2 separate regions of the Homo sapiens genome follow, and region 2 is linked to region 1. Evidence: chromatin loops called from intact Hi-C (ENCODE). Cell type or tissue: heart left ventricle. All regions are shown on one strand.

The links. Peaks named below come from ENCODE experiments on the same cell type or tissue, not always from the same donor. Only the 100,000 strongest peaks of a DNase experiment are listed, where the experiment ranks them.
Region 2: a loop joins it to region 1, with 1.9 times the contacts of the local background. A loop is called at or near these places in 7 of 110 quality-filtered maps.

What each region holds. Positions count from the first base shown.
Region 1 is chr18:7,751,943-7,759,942 of GRCh38, forward strand. All of the region lies in intron 1 of PTPRM (protein tyrosine phosphatase receptor type M), which reads left to right. Among named protein-coding and RNA genes, the nearest start is that of PTPRM, 190 kb to the left of the region's middle. In heart left ventricle, a CTCF peak has its summit at 3,969; no DNase peak of the experiment used is centred here; H3K27ac peaks cover 1,299 bases.
Region 2 is chr18:7,596,705-7,604,704 of GRCh38, forward strand. All of the region lies in intron 1 of PTPRM (protein tyrosine phosphatase receptor type M), which reads left to right. Among named protein-coding and RNA genes, the nearest start is that of PTPRM, 33 kb to the left of the region's middle. In heart left ventricle, a CTCF peak has its summit at 4,830; no DNase peak of the experiment used is centred here; H3K27ac peaks cover 2,535 bases.

The sequences.
Region 1 (8,000 bases):
GAAGTGCAAGTTTGACGGGACATAGGGAGACCTTATTTGGTTAGGGTGGGCTGGGCTGCCACCCCAACCAAATTAGGTTGCCCATGCAGAGTTGTTGGCTGAATGACTTTTCTGCTGTCTGGCATTTACCAAGCGTAATGACACCTTTTTGATTTTTCTTTTTCCTCCTGTTTCCCCTCCAACTCACACATACAGAATTAATTAAATGTTTTTTGGTTTCAACTCTTTATCTCATCTTGTATGGATTAGCCAAATTTCCTGCCTAAGTTATTAAACCAAGTTGAATTCTGCTATATGTGTGTTTGTGTCTTCGGGATCTGATCATCTTTGAGGTATGATTCTGAATGTCATTTGAGCTTATTCTTTATGACATTCTAGAAAAGTATGTATGCTAGGCCTCGAATATATTCTTTTTTTAAAAAAATTTCTATAATTTCAAAAGGTAGGAAACATGACAGTAATGGTTAGTTTTAGATTTTATTTATTTTTATTTTTTAAGACGGAGTCTCTTGCTCTTGTCGCCCAGGCTGGAGTGCGATGGCGTGATCTCGGCTCACTGCAACCTCTGCTTTCCGGGTTCAAGTGATTCTCCTTCCTCAGCCTCCCGAGTAGCTGGGATTACAGGTGCATGCCACCATGCCTGGCTAATTTTTTTAATTTTTTTATTTTTTGTATTTTTTGTTAGAGATGGGGTTTCACCATGTTGTCCAGGCTGGTCTTGAACTCCTGACCTCAGGTGATCCGCCTACCTCGGCCTCCTAAGTGCTGGGATTACAGGCATGAGTCACCGTGCCTGGCCAATTTTAGATTTTATTAATGTTAGACATAGACTCGTGTGTCATAGAAAACAATACTCAGAGAAAACTACGTACCTAGATGTTTTTTGGCCTTTTAGTTAGGCACTTGGCAATGAATGTGTTTTCTAAGTTTATTAGTTACTTTGATAGATATTCCTGGTCTAAAATCTATTTCTTTTTATTTTTTGTAAGTATTCTTTCTGTCTAACCCCTCTTTAAAATAAAAAGTTATTTAGGAGTTTAATGATTTGGGGGGAGGGGCAGATTCTGGTAATGTGATGAACGAGATGGGGAGGAGCAGTCTTGCAAACCTTTGGTTTAGTAGAGAACCAAAACCAGTTTGGAAGGGGATACAGGTCTCTTTCTAGCCATATGTATTTGACTGAACATGTTTGTTTGGAAAAACTAGTAGTTTTGTAAATCATCCATTGAGAGCCAGCAAGTTATCTCTACATTTGTGAAAGAAAAAAATTGAGGTGGATATGGGTTTCCTTTTTCTATGTGTGTCCGTATTGTTTTGATTGTATAGAGGTAGATATTTTTCTTCATTTTGACTGAAAGTAAAGTCAGAATTATATGTATATCTATACATATATATGTATAGATATATTTATTTTCTACATTTTAAGAGGAAGCAGCGTGTTTTAAGAGTGAAAGAAAATAAGCTTTGAAAGCAGACACATCTTGATTTGAGTGCTAGTTACTATCATTAGCTTGCTTATATAATCTTGAGAAATCTTTTCTTTCTCGAAGCCTTAGTTTGCCCATCAGCTAAATGAGCACAGTACATCCTATATGGTAGGGTTGTTGAGTATGAGTGTTAAGTGAGGTAAGTTAAGTCAACACAACGTAGTAAGAGATCAGTAAGTATCAAATTCCATTCTCACTCACTATATGTAATATAAATAGGTTTAAATCAACAGAGTGAGTTTATCTGTAACTGCAGACTTTCTTTGCCATAACACCTTTAAAAAGTTTTAAATGCTTAAATTTACTGTTCTTTCAACTGCCAGTTTAGTGTTAGTTCATATCATTTTGTTTTGGCCGTATTTGCTAATGTTATTGGTGGAGTCATACCATTTTCTGTTGGCTTCATTTATAATTCTATTTTTTTTTTGGCTGTCTACACATTATTTCATTTTGGGACCTGCTACACTGTTGGATTTTTGGCTTTACTCACCTTTTCCCCCCTTCTCCACTTTTGACCCATCTCCTCCTATTTCATTTTGGCACCAGTAAAGTAATGGTTCATGTGTATGCTGGAAGCCTACCCCATACATCTCTATGGGTGCAGTATTCCTTTTTATTGTGTTTTATTTTTCAAAATGACAAGCTTATATTTCCAGTATGTGAAAATGCTTTAGAACTTCTTGTTGAATATAGATTAGTTGACATTTTAAGTCTTAGCCCATGTTGTATGGTTGTGTTTTGGTTTTCTATTTCTTCTTTACTCTTTTCATCATATACCTTGTAGTTTTTGTCATCAGTGAATGATTTTTGAGAATCCTAATGTGCACAGCATTCTGCTGGATCTTGTACTAAGCAGTTTAAAGAGACCCTGTGCAATTACCCGACATTTCCTGTGTGCTTCTTATAGGCAGAATTTCATAGAATACAAATTATCCTCTTCTAGGTACTTGAATCTAAAACAAATATGGACACACAGAGCAAGAAAATAGCTGAACAGTGAGTATGTGAAGAGTAAACCAACAGACACCAGGATTATTCACCATAGGCCAGCCTTCTAGCTCCCAAGATGTTCCCTCCCTGCCAGTCTTCATTGTCTCTCAGTATTGAGATGTCAGCCTCCTTTCCATATTACCTGGAATAATTGCCAAGCAGTCATGCCACTTGAAAATGAGGTAACAAGTCCTTTGATTGAACTGGCAGTCCCACTCCCTGTCATAGCATCCTTGTATCAGTGTTGTTTATTCATTTCATGGTCTGTTCTCTCAAGAAATAAGCATCAGGAGTGGACAGTGATGTTTGGGGGGATCCCAAGGCACATGGGAGGCAGATCTTACCTCTTTCTGAGGAGGCCACAGAGAGCTGGATAGTCCCTCTGTCTGCTCCCTGGTAGCTGGAATGTGGATCTGTGACTCCATGCAGCCAACTGGAAGCTTAATGCAGGGAATGTGAACTTTGAACTAGTTAGAGATTATTCACTGTGAGGCTTTTGCAAAGGGCACAGGCTGGATGAGTGGCCGTGAGCGTCCGTGTTCCTGAGCAGACTGTGCTGTGGCCCAATCCTGTGCGTGTCTCCTCTTCAGGCTCCTGCCGGAGCATGCTTCTCTAATCTTACCATTTATCACTGACCCTTCGGTGAAACTCTCTTCTGTTTAAATTTACCAGGGTACACTTTGTAATACTTGGGACCAAGAATTTGAAGATAGTAATCAGACAAATCAAACAACTAGTAGTAGTGGAGAGACACGTAGCCCTACAGGAAGGGGTAGAATTATCATTAAAAACACAGACAAACCAGAGACTGCCTGAAAAAAAAAAAAAGATGAACTGGAAAGATTCAAAGTAGGCTCTATTGGAGGTGAGTATGGAAAACAAGCTTAGCTTTTTATTTTGAAGTTTCCTTCCAGGAGTTGGATACTGTGATCTCTTCAATCAGCATGTTTATATAGTGAGGAGGAAGACCAGAAATGAGAAGAGGAATAAGAAAATGGCAGCACAGCCTTTTGGGGTATGGATAAGGGTGGTCTTCCTGCTACAGCAGAGGAGAGGGGCATGTGTGGCCCATGTGGAAGAGCAACTGAGTTGGTGGCTGACTGAATTTGGGTCCGAAGCAAAAATAGGATATGAGGATAGGTATAAGAATTTTATTTTGTGCTATGTGTGTCATTTGGCTTTTAAACTGTCTAGAAATAAAATGAGATGAAAACAATCTGCCCTCATTTCTTGGTTGCTTTTCTTAAATATCATTGGCCCAAAGCATAGCCAAGCCTTTTATTTAGAAAATCCTACCTTCAAAAAGTGATAGGTTACACTAATTATATTTGTGCTGTTCTACAGATTTTCTATTTTGCACTGGTCCTTTACCTGCTGCTCGCTGTGCGGGCAGCTAAGGTGAGAGTTTGAAGACTATGGACTTTTAAGCTGAGAGGCTGCTGTGGTCATACAGTTTTCAACACAAAACTTGTTCTCCCTCTAGTGTTCCACTTGCACAGGGGTAAGTTGCACAACTTTGTTCCATTTTGAATTCTTTGCAAGATTTGTCTTCATTTCCTCTGTTGTATCAGATTCCTATATTTCCTTGTACTGTTTGGCCAAACTCCATTGTTTTCATCTTACTGAGTGGAACAGTAGATACTGTTCCAGCTTTGATATTAATTTCCTCTCTAGTACAGCAATTCCGAGTCTGGAGTACATTAGCATTTCAATTTTGAAGAGAGATTTTGATCTCTGAGCACCCTTGCCTTGTGTCTGTTTTCTTGATGGTTCCTTGTGGTTGCTTTCAGTGTTAGGTTAGGTTTCTCCAGTTAGGTTTCTGATGCAGATTGAAAAGCAAACAAGCAGTTAATTCTGTGCATCCCTCATTCTTCTGTAAACATGCCTAGTGCAGTGTATTGCCTCTCCAAGTGCTCTTGCTTAATTAACATGCTTTAGTTTGTAAAGGATTGATTTGTTTGGCAGAATTATCCATAGTTGATTCTGGGAGCAAATTTTCTCGGATATCAATTTGAGGAAATAAATCTCACTTCTCCATGCCTTTTGTTAATTAATTTGTTTCTGTTACCATCAAATCTTTACTTAATAAGTCTGTAAAGGATCTCCAGTGGTGTTGAGATGTCAGTGCTGTTTGGCTATAAAATTCAAGGATGACATCTAATGTGTGCCTTTTAGTAGAGATGCAATTTACTTATGTAGTAGATTTGTGAGGAGCATCCATGGAATAGTCATCCCACTATGATTGTATATAACAATTGTATGTACAATATACAATATATATATACAATAAGGAAAATGTGCCTCTTAGGGGTTGGGAAACCAGTGGTCAAATTCCACCTCTGGCATCATCTGCTCTGGGACTGCAGGCAAGCCACATCATTCGGATGGCTTCCCTTGTGTTGTAAAGGGGGGACAACGTTTTTGCCCTCCTTTTTTGCCAGGCTGCTGTGCATGGCCCTGTGGAATCATCAATGTGGCAGTGTAATAGTCTCCTTCCTGCCCAGTGTGGACCCCAGCTTGGCCTGTGCTGCTCCCATCCACCTTTGTAGCCTGATCTTCAGCCATGTTTTAAATATTCTTTGCGCTGCAGCAAACTTTTATTCCACACACACACCATGGCCTTCTCATAACGGGCCACCTGTCCTCTGTTAAGGCTCTTTTGGAATGCTCTGTATGTGCCTCTCAGAACTTCTCCCAGCTTCCCAGCTACACCTTAAATGCCTTCTCCCCTGTGAATTCTTCCTTGTTCTTCCTAATCTGAAGTAGGCCTTTTAGTAATCTCTGATACCATGTCATCTTCTGGTCACAATGTTGAATTATAGTAGGTCACACATGTGTTCTGTATTCCTGACTAAATTAAACTCAAGGGTCAGGATTCTGTGTTGGGCATCTCTTACTGTGCTAAGAGTGCCCTCGGATGAATCAGGAGTTTTTGGATGTTGACTGGATTGCTTTTGATGAATCAGCCTTAGTTTTTCATATTTGCACAATACTTTTGAGTGTTCTCTAAGGTCAGCTTCACCTATGGAGAATGACATAATTCTGTGTTCCACTGTAGAAATGTAAGTTGGGTATCCTTCAGTCTTGCTACCATAGTCAAGGAGTGACCCCTGGGCAGCCAGCAGCAGGTGGGCGTTTCTGCAGTAAGCCTCTGGGGCTCATCTGTTCTTGGGAAGCCAAGTAAAAACACACACACCATGTGGGGTGATAAGGGGCACAATCTCGTACGTAGGAGAATTGGGATGAAGTGAAAAATGAATAACCCAGGAATAGAGAAGGGTGCTAGTACATTCTGTGGCAGTGGGTCTTAATGGATGAGTGAGCAGGAGCTTATTGGGATGGTAGGTGAGAAGTGTCTCCAGGTAATGTCCAGAAGGGGGTCTGAGCTTAATGTGCATGGTTGCAGGCGAGTGGGTATGGGGTATCCCAAGCCCAGGGTGAAGAGTGGGTGGGGATGCAGGGGATGCTGGTGGTGATGCCCTTTAGTCATGGGGAGATAAAAGAGCTTGGGCTTCTCAGGGAAAATTAAGTGCATGCCATAGCAAAATGGCCATAACAGAGGTGCTTACCTGCCCATCAACCAGTGGCATAATCACGGGGGACACATCCTAAAATTCAGAGCCCCAACCTCACTCCCAACAATTCTGATTCCGTAAATCTAGAACGGGACTCAATATTCATGTGTTAGTAATTTATCCCAGTGATTCTGATGCAGGTGGCCAGTGAAGCACACTTTGAGTAAGTGTTGAATTACCTCTAAGAAAGGAATTATAAAATTTGCACAGATACGCATTTGTCCTAGGGAGGAGGATCCTGGGTAGCTCTGTTCAGATACTCAAAGGGATCCATAAGCTCTTCAAAGTTTCAGAACCACTGAGCTAAGACAAAAGCTTGTAATCCAGAATGAGAATAGCAGCACCATTGCAGGAATATTGGAGATCAGTAACCTTTAAAGAAACATTTTGTGTGATAGAAATTGTTGGTGTTTTCAGGAGCCCTACTGGAAACACATTAGGGAAGTGAAGGCTTACCACCCAATTTGTAAATCAGGATTTAGGTTTGTGTTAATATCTCAGTGTTTAAAGGACATACAGTGTTTAGTGGCTCTAGCAATTAACAATTTGTCTGTAATAGGATTTTTTTGGAAACACTTCAAGTCCACATCTTTCTCTGACCTAATTAAACCTTCTGGTTTCCCCTGGGTTTTACTTTTTAATTCTGAAGTTAGAAATATATTAAAGTTCAGTAGAATGAAGGTCTTTATTACTAATTATCAGTAAAGATATCACATTTTGCTCTCCTGTGGTTAAGGTCTTATCTGTATTTCTGTGATAAACATCTCTCTGAAGTTTATAGAGCATATGGAGAAAAATGAGATTGATACAACTTGGTTTTTACTCACTCCCAACCCCAGAATTTTTGAATCAGTGAAGTGTACTGCTGAAAAGTGATGTACACGCCCTCATTTCTCCCCTGAACCCAGGGTAAAATGAACATACTGTTTATACTGGCAAATTCAGTACAGCAAATGGGATGAAGTAACTGTCGGAGGGAGTCTGTGATCAGGGATGTGTTTCCTGGTGATGGCTGAGACAGAGCTATCAGCTGGTAACTGTAGCTTGTCCTTCAGCAAGGGGTTGCAGCTACTAAGCACACATTTGATCATTGGTTTAAACCTTACAGAAATTGAGCTGGTCTGTGAAGCCTCCTCTAGGCAAATTTCTAGCTCCATGAAGGGTTACTATTTCTTAAGTCCAGTCAATATTCCATCGATGCACAAGTGTTTATTCTCTATTCACAACACACACAGTACTAGGTATTGTTAAAGGTAAGTGTCCAATATGGCCAAGGGCCAACAATAAGGGTATTTAAAGAATATCTCAAAGAGAGATCCAAGCCACAGATAATCAAATATAAAATTACCCACTCAGACTATTAAAACCAAATATATGGTGACACTTTGTTTAACTTATCCCAGCAACCACAAGTTCTTACAAGTCAGCCATATGAAAAATAAAAAAGCTTCCTGAGAAACAGAACTCCCTACTCTCTTGGTATATTAAACATATCCCAATGAATAGTTTCTGGACGCAGATAAGGCTCATCCCAGGCATATTATGAAGTCATTGAATTTGATACTGTCTTCTTTTTTTAAACTTATTTTCCACCCACTTTTCATATGTCTAATATTCTTATGTAATCTGCATCAAAATAAGAAATATCTAATATCTAGTTATCCTTACTTGTGGATTGTTTATGTGGCCCTGTGCACAATAGGTCTAAATAAATATTTTTTTGGAGTAGCTGTGGTTAGAGGACTGGCTATGTGAAGCCATTTTCATATTATGTTCTTTTGAGTTTTAAATTTCAAGCCTCTTTGTTACAGATGGAAAAATGTAGACTTACTCAAATAATTGTAGACGTTAGTAAGCAGAGGCTGAGAAGAGGTTTGGGTTAAGGAGAGTTGTACGGAAACTATAATATTAGGTGTTCTTCAGTGATCTTTTCAGCAAATATGATGTC
Region 2 (8,000 bases), 160 kb before region 1:
ACTGCTGTATGTTTATTGCCTTTTCCTTTGCTTTTTTCCTACTGGAGTCATTATCTGATTTGTTTGTTAAAACTCTTTGTAGAAATGCCACTCACTCCTTTCCTTCTCTTCAAAGTATTTTCCCTTACTTTCTTCATTTATCTTTTTTTTTTCCTTTATTTTCTTTTTTTTCAGACAGTTTCTCTGTCACCCAGGCTGGAGTGCATTGGCACAATTTCGGCTCACTGCAACCTCCGCCTCCCAGGCTCAAGCGATTCTCGTGCTTCAGCCTCCCCGGTAGCTAGAATTACAGGCACATGCTACCATACCCGGAAAATGTTTGTATTTTTTAGTAGAGACTAGGTTTTGCCACGTTGGCTAGGCTGGAATTGAACTCCTGACCTCAAGTGATCCACCCTCCTTGTCCTTCTAAAGTGCTGGGATTGTTGAGCCACTGTGCCAGCCTTCGTTTATCTTTTAATTCATAGCGTTTTTGTACCATAGAGAAACTTAACTGTGTGCACATGTGTGGTAAAGGGGGAATGATTGACTACTTTTATGAGCAGCAGTAGAAGCCTTGGTTCATGGAAGACCTCCAGAGGCCTTGAGGTGTGAAGTGGGGCTGGTGAGAGAATGCTGTTCTCTCTGTGTTCTCTTCTGGTCCCTTTGCTGGGTCTCAGACTTGGATGCTAATCGTTTCTTTACCTTTCGGATCAATATTGTCATGGGAGGTAATTTTCCCCCAAGTGGACAGATTCTTGACTTACTAGAGTCAGTTTTGTTACTCTCTTTGGCATGGGAATTTAATTATGTATTTTAGTGGGAAGGTGTGAGCAGGATGAAATTAGACACAGATAGGTAGTCACTGCCACAACCTGAGGTCAGCTGCAGTTTTCTTAAAAAGTCACTTTTTGCTAATAAAGTTTCCGTCCCTGCTTCTCCATTCATGTATTGCACTCATCTACACTAAGCTGGGTAGGCAGGAATCATGAAGTGGATTATGGAATGTCCAGTGGGTCTGGATACATAGCTCGCATATCCATTAATAGCCTGCATTACAGATTTTATGTAAAGTGTTAGTTTTAATTACGTAAGCATTAGATTTCCTGTAAAGATTTCAGAAACCACACTATTTGAAAGAGAGTACAAATTTGCAAAGAGAATACACATGTAGTGGATAGGTGAAAAGCTTACTCCCTAAAACTATCCAGATATGGACAATTCAGGGTCATCTGTCAGGCCATTTATAAATAACTCATATTAGCATTAATCAATAGTGCAGCGTTCCAGGCCTGAAACAATGCATTTAAAAAATGGGATATTTTGCCTTTAAAAAAAATTGTTAATATAGACAGTCCTCTTGAAATTAGTGGGGTTTAGGTATAAATTTAGATCATATTTGTGAATGAAACCAAGGCCAATTTAAAAAGCTATGTATTTAAAACTACAACAAAGTAAAATTCTTTTTATCTTAATCCAAATATATATTGGTCAGTATTTCTTATTCCAGAGCTCAGAATTACCCAGGAAATCTTTGGTTTCCTAAAACTCAAAATGTTTATTGCCAATAGCTAAGTAATATCTTCTCGTAAACAGTGTGGCTCAAAATTATGATCCTATGTTTATGAAACTGAAATCTGACTTAAGTGCTTGTGATTGTGTTTCTAGTTATACAAACTTTCATAGGAATGAAAGCAAAGCATAATTCTGAGGTTAAGACAAACATGTTTGGTATTCATTAAACTCTACTGAGCACGTCTACGTGTGTTTATTGATCATCTACTGCAGGCTTAGTTCTATGCTCAGTTCTTTGGGATGCAGGGACAGAAATTAGGTACTCAGAAATTTCTAGAACCAAGTAACATTATTTTTAAAATAGTGCAAGTCTGGGTATCCTTTTATAACAGGGTTTCTAACCATAGTTCAGCTTTGCTGTATTAATAGTATTGTTGATGTCAGCACTTTCTTGGAAGACATGTTTTTTGCTTATTCAACTTTTGCCTCATGTTAGATTTTTTTTTCTGCTAAACATTGCTGTTATCTTAGTGTTTGTTTTTTGTTGACTGGCTGTTTGGCCTGAGAATTTAGTTCTGAATTCCTTTTTTTTTTTTTTTTTTAAGGCAACAGAATAAACAAGCAACTGTGTGTCCCTTGGCGCGGTAGCCAATTTAAGGTGATTCATACCCAGTTACTTAATAGTAAAGTCTCATTCCTAAAGGATATAAACTCTATTTCTTGCAAGGATGCTTAAAGAGCTGAGCAAATCTTAAAGCATTATTATCACATTTTAGACTAAATAAAGATATTTTCGTTCATTCTAATTTTCGTCATTCCCAAACACACTGTGGCCTTCTGTGGCATGAGTAGTTTAATCAAGTGTTTAGAATTTCTTGGCCTCAACCAGATTAGAGGAATTTAACTCAGCTGTTGTTGAGAAGAAGTAATTCTTCAGTCACTACTGAGGTTTTGTAAGTGTTATTGTTAAAAAAAAGAAAAGGAACTTTGAAGTCTTTATTAGAAAATAAGGTGAACTCATTGTGTTTTATGTATGTTCTGAGATAGAGTTAAAATATTTCAAAATTACTACGGGGCAATTTTCAAGCTTAAAATAAAAAATGGCTCACTACCCCTGGACAGGTTGAATTTGTAATTCATAGCTGAACCGCTAAAGTTAGCATGCAGATTACACTATGAGAGTTCATGCAGGTCTAAATAGTCTCAAATAATTCTTTAATTTGTCTCTACAAGTGTAAGTTTACTAAAAGTACTATATGGAAATTCCACTATCCCAGCTTTTGCTGGGTCCCTTGCTATAACCCCTGACTCAGTTCCTTGCTTTCAGTGAGAGCTCCCAACAGCTCTCATCATTTCTTTCTGTGGCTTAAGTCTGTGCATGCTCCCAGTTGCCACAGCAGAGTTTCTGCAACCTGGGGTTCACAGGATCATCTGGGGGTGCTTATTCAAATGTAGCACCCTGCTACATTTTTCATTCCAGAGGCTAACACAGGGCCCAGGAGAATCTGCCATTTAAAAAAGCCACCCATGTGATAGAAAGCCCTCTTGAGGGAAAGCAAAGGCCTGTTTGTGATGAGAGCTGTTCTTGGCCTCCCTTCTTGTGGCACCCTCCCGAGCTGGGGACTGTGCACTGTGCATTTGCTACTCTTGAAGCACACTTGACCTTCACCTTTCACCCTAGTTCTTTTGCTTAGGTGCTGGGTGGGATCCATCCACCTTGCTCCTGGGATCTTCTACATGCCTTTTACCGTCTATCTGCATGTCACTGCCATTGCACCCTTCTCCTGTAATGCACCCTGCTTTGGTGTAAAGTCAGTTGCTCTCTTAGCTGTTCTCATAATGCTTGACCCTGCTTTCTTTTCACACTTACTGCAGAGGTTAGGAGCAGGACTCTGGGGCCCACCAATCTGGATTTGAAACCTAGCTCCTCCTGGTCTAGCTGTTTGCTGAAGGGTAAGTTATTTTATCTTTCTGAGCCTGAGATGCCTCATGTGTAGAGCGGGGAGAATAGTGACTACCTCACAGTCTGTTGCGAGGACCAAATGAGGTAATAAACATCCGGGGCTGAGAACAGTGACTGTCAAGTAGTTAGCATGCCTCGAAGGCCAGCCATTGCCATCATTGTGATTTCTAACATCGGCTTTTTCATGATCATCCTACAGAGCTCTGCGCAGCCAGAAATCTGGAGGCAGCAATCTTGTCTCCCCTTTCAAATCCAGCACATAACACACCACTTGCTCCCCACACCAACCCACAAGTGTTGACTGAATTGCACTGACTTTACTTGCAAATGCATTTCCTGACTTCAGTGTCACCAGACCTCATCAGTCTGTGGCTATCAAATACATTCTGTTGACTTCAGTAACTCAAAAGTCCATGTCCTTGTGATCACCACCTTGTGCGTTGTCTCTACCCGCTCCCCTCCCTGAAGGACTTGGTTCCCTTGCTCATTCAGCAGTCTCTCCACTCCAGGCCCTGCCCTTCCCCTGCTTCCTCACTAGCTGCAGGAGGGAGTAACCTGCTGGTGCTGGCTGTGCCATTGTGTGCTCTTGCTGCCTGCACCGGTAAGCTTGCTTGATGCACACCAGGCTGTGGCCCAAGAGGTGCCTAGAGGAAGACGCTGCGCCCCTCAGTTCCCCTCTGCTGCACTTGTGTCTACCTGGGCCTCTAGGTGCTGTCAGGGTTTCAGAGGAAACTGCTCCTGCATCTGCAGGGAGCTCTGCTGGACTGAGAACAGGCTCACCTCCTGAGAAACACAGAACCTGAATTCATGCTTGGAGAAGACAACAATTCTCCAAAGGCTGACCTCCCCTGTGTGACCGAGCCCCGGAGCCCCTCTGTTGGTTCAAGATCCTGCATTGGGGCTGCAGAAGCGGCTGGCCCAGTGGCGTGGCTTTCCTAGGACAGAAGGATTGCTCCACCCTACAGGGGAACAAATGTCCACCTTTTAGGAGACAGAAAACTGGCTGTTGTATCCAAATTACCGTTTTTCTAGCCCGCGGTTTCTGAACAGTTTCGTGGATCTTAAGTCTGAGTTTCAGTTAGGCTTTCCTCCCCACTGGCATATCTGCAGGAAGGACAGTCCTAGCTCTGGATATTTCTCTGCCCCCTTTTATTTCTTGCTGTATGAGTCACTACTCTCCCCCGGTGCATTAGTTTCCTGGGGCTGCTGTAACAAATGACCACAAACTTGCCAGCTTACAACCACAGAAATTTCTTCTCTCACAGTTCTGGAGGCCAGGTCTGGAGTCAAGGTGTGAGCAGCTACGCTCCTTCCTAAGGCTCTGGAGACACCCCGTTCCGGGCCTCTCTCCTGGCTCCTGGTGGCTGTTGCGAGCCTTGGCTCATAGCTGCATCACTCCAATCTCTGCCTCCGTCTTCACATCACCTTCTCCTCTGGGTTTATTCTCTTCTGTGTGTCTCTTTTAAGGATCTTTGTCATTGGATTTGGGGTCTACCTGAATAATCCAGGATTATCTCCACATTGTAGGATCATTGATCATATTTTAAAAGACCGCTTTATCAAGTAAGGTAGCATTTTACAAGTTTCAGGAGTTAAGACTTGATGACTTGGGGTGTTCATTATTCAACCTGCTACACCCGGGTAACAGTAATCTACATTCTCATACATCAGTTGCATTGTACCCATTTCATAAATTAATCTTGTGCCATTTAATTTGGTAATCTGGTTAGTGCTAGGAATTTTTCATATTTAGGGGAGAGAGAATAATAATAACTACAGAAACAGTATATAGTTCCTTGAGCCCCTAGGCATGCTAGGCACTGTCACACACAAATGCTTACACTGGCCTGGGAGAAAGGTGCCACCATTATTTGCATTTTACTGATGAGGGGACTTAAACCTGGAGCACTTAAGTAACTTGCTACGGTCTGCTTAGCAAGTCGGTGACAGAATCAGCAATGAATTGGCCGTCTCCTTCAAAGTCTGTGCTCTTTAAAGTGGTCAGGACTGCAGGAGGTGACCTCAAGTCAGAGCTGGGTGGGGACCTTGGTGTAGTTGTTTCTACCACTAAGTTGGTGGTAAGATCTTGGGCAAGTTATCCACTTCTATGAACTTGACTCCATCTAGCACAGTAAAAGGACTGTGAAGGAGGAATTAATAGGGAGGCACAAATTAAAAGAAGACCAGTGAGAAGCTTTGGGTTTGGTTGGATTCAGTTGAATTTAACATTAGATATTTGGGTTATCTGGGAAGTTTGATTGTGGCAATTTTTTTTTTTTTTTTTGAGACAGGGTCTTGCTCTGTAGCCCATGCTGGAGTGCAGTGGTGTCTTCATAGCTCACTGTAACTTTGAACTCCTGGGCTAAAGGGATCCTCCCACCTCAGCCTCCCTAGTTGCTGCAACTATAGGCACATGCCATCTTGCCTGGCTAATATTTTATTTTTTGTAGGCTTGGGGTCTTCCCATGTTTTCAAGACTGTGGCAATGCTTTTTTTTTTAAAGCATATTATTTACTATAGAGCTTTATAGAAATGTTAAATAGGACTATTGTTTAGTTAGTCCCATTTCTCCTTGCACTGTGAACGTGGAACCTTAAAAATAAAAGTGTTGGCATTTAAAAAAAGCTTGACAATGCTTCAGTGAATTTAAATATATATAATATATATATTTCAATACTTGACACTAAAAATATTAAGAGAAAATATGAGTTATTATGAAAATATCTAAGAACGATGTATTTGGAATTATTATTATTATTATTATTATTATTATTATTATTATTTGAGGCGGAGTCTCACTCTCTCGCCCAGGCTGGAGTGCAGTGTTGTGATCTCGGCTCGCTACAAGCTCCACCTCCTGGGTTCACGCCATTCTCCTGCCTCAGTCTCCTGAGTAGCTGGGACTACAGGTGCCCGCCACCACGCCTGGCTAATTTTTTTGTATTTTTAGTAGAGATGGGGTTTCACCATGTTAGCTGGGATGGTCTCGATCTCCTGGCCTCGTGATCTGCCTGCCTTGGCCTCCCAAAGTGCTGGGATTACAGGTGTGAGCCACCGTGCCCGGCCTGGAATTATTTTAATAATCTTTGGTCATGCTGTCAGTTAACTTTATGGTAAATAAGTAATTGGAGTTTTAACTGTAGAATTTGTTTTGTTGAGATTCATTGCAAAACTGTGAGACTACTTTGCAACTCCGTCTTGGGAGATTGGTGTTGAATCTTTCTGGTAAATGTTTGATTTGGATGTTAAGCTAACGTTTGCAGGGCCCCTGCCTGTTAACAGCTACCTGGGCTTTGCCTGTTTGGCCTTGACTCTTCTTCCTAACCTGGGGTGAGGTCTGCAGGATCCATGTGAGGCCAGATGTGCTCCATGGGGAGAGTCTGGTGGGCAGATCCTGAGTGATGGACTTCCCATTTCTCTCTCCTTCTCTGCTTTGCTGTCAGGAGTATCTGTTTGTCTGAAGCCTGCTGATTCTTTCTGTTCCTCCAACTTCCTTTCTGTAATGCCAGTTGGTAGCTTTGGCTTTAAAATGGGCAAACCTCCTGCTCTCCTGGTTCAGAATTAGTGATTTTTATCCTTTCAGGGATCATGCTGTGGAACACACAGCAGCCTGTGGAGTCTGCTAAGCCCGATTCACAATGGAGCATTGATCCCTGCTGCTGTGTGGCACCCTGGCCTCTGCAGCATACACATGCTTGGGCCAGGATCAATTTTCAGTGGGTTTTAGGTCTGACACACTGGCTTTAGTTTATAGTAACATCGGGGGCTTGTGTCTGCCTAACCCCATCCTTTATAAAGTGGGGATCAGTGCCTTACAGATTTTGATGCCAACATAATTATTTATAAAATCATCACATTACATAAGATGTGCTGTTTTTCTTTTTTCACACAAGAAATGATTTTCATTTGATGTATTGATCAGTGTAGTTACTGGGAATTGAGCCCAATACATTTATTCTTTTATTTGAGATCTGCTAAAATTGTCTCTTCCTTCGGAAGACTGAAAAATGATCCAGGTTGTGAATGAGTTGTTCCAATTCTTTTCATGCCGAGCAGGGCTTTACACTAAATTTGGGACCTGAGGGGCCAGATTTAGGATCTGGAGGGTTAAGAGTGAGACACAGCGGCTGCCTGGCCACATGCCAGATGCAGGAGGTAAGGCTGGAGGTTCGTGACCAGTTTGGACATAGCTGCTGCTCTGGTAAAACACAAACATCAACAACGAAAACTTGATTCCTGTGGAATATGTGCTATAATCTAGGAAACAGAGATTCTCTGGTATGGGAAATCCTTGAAGTCTTGGCATTAGTGACAGCACCTGGAAATACTCATTCCAATTCAAATGAGTCTGAAGTGGGCCCTGGAGGGGCTGCATGGGGAAATTTGCAAGTGGTGTCTGTGCCGGGAATGTTAAGTATTGATGGTGATGCTGAATTTATGAATATGGAAAGAATGCGTGTACTCAGAAGGAGGATGCAAACAGATTTTAAATTTTATTTTGACATTACCTTCCAGTGCAGTGCATGGTTAGCAGTAACTGTAT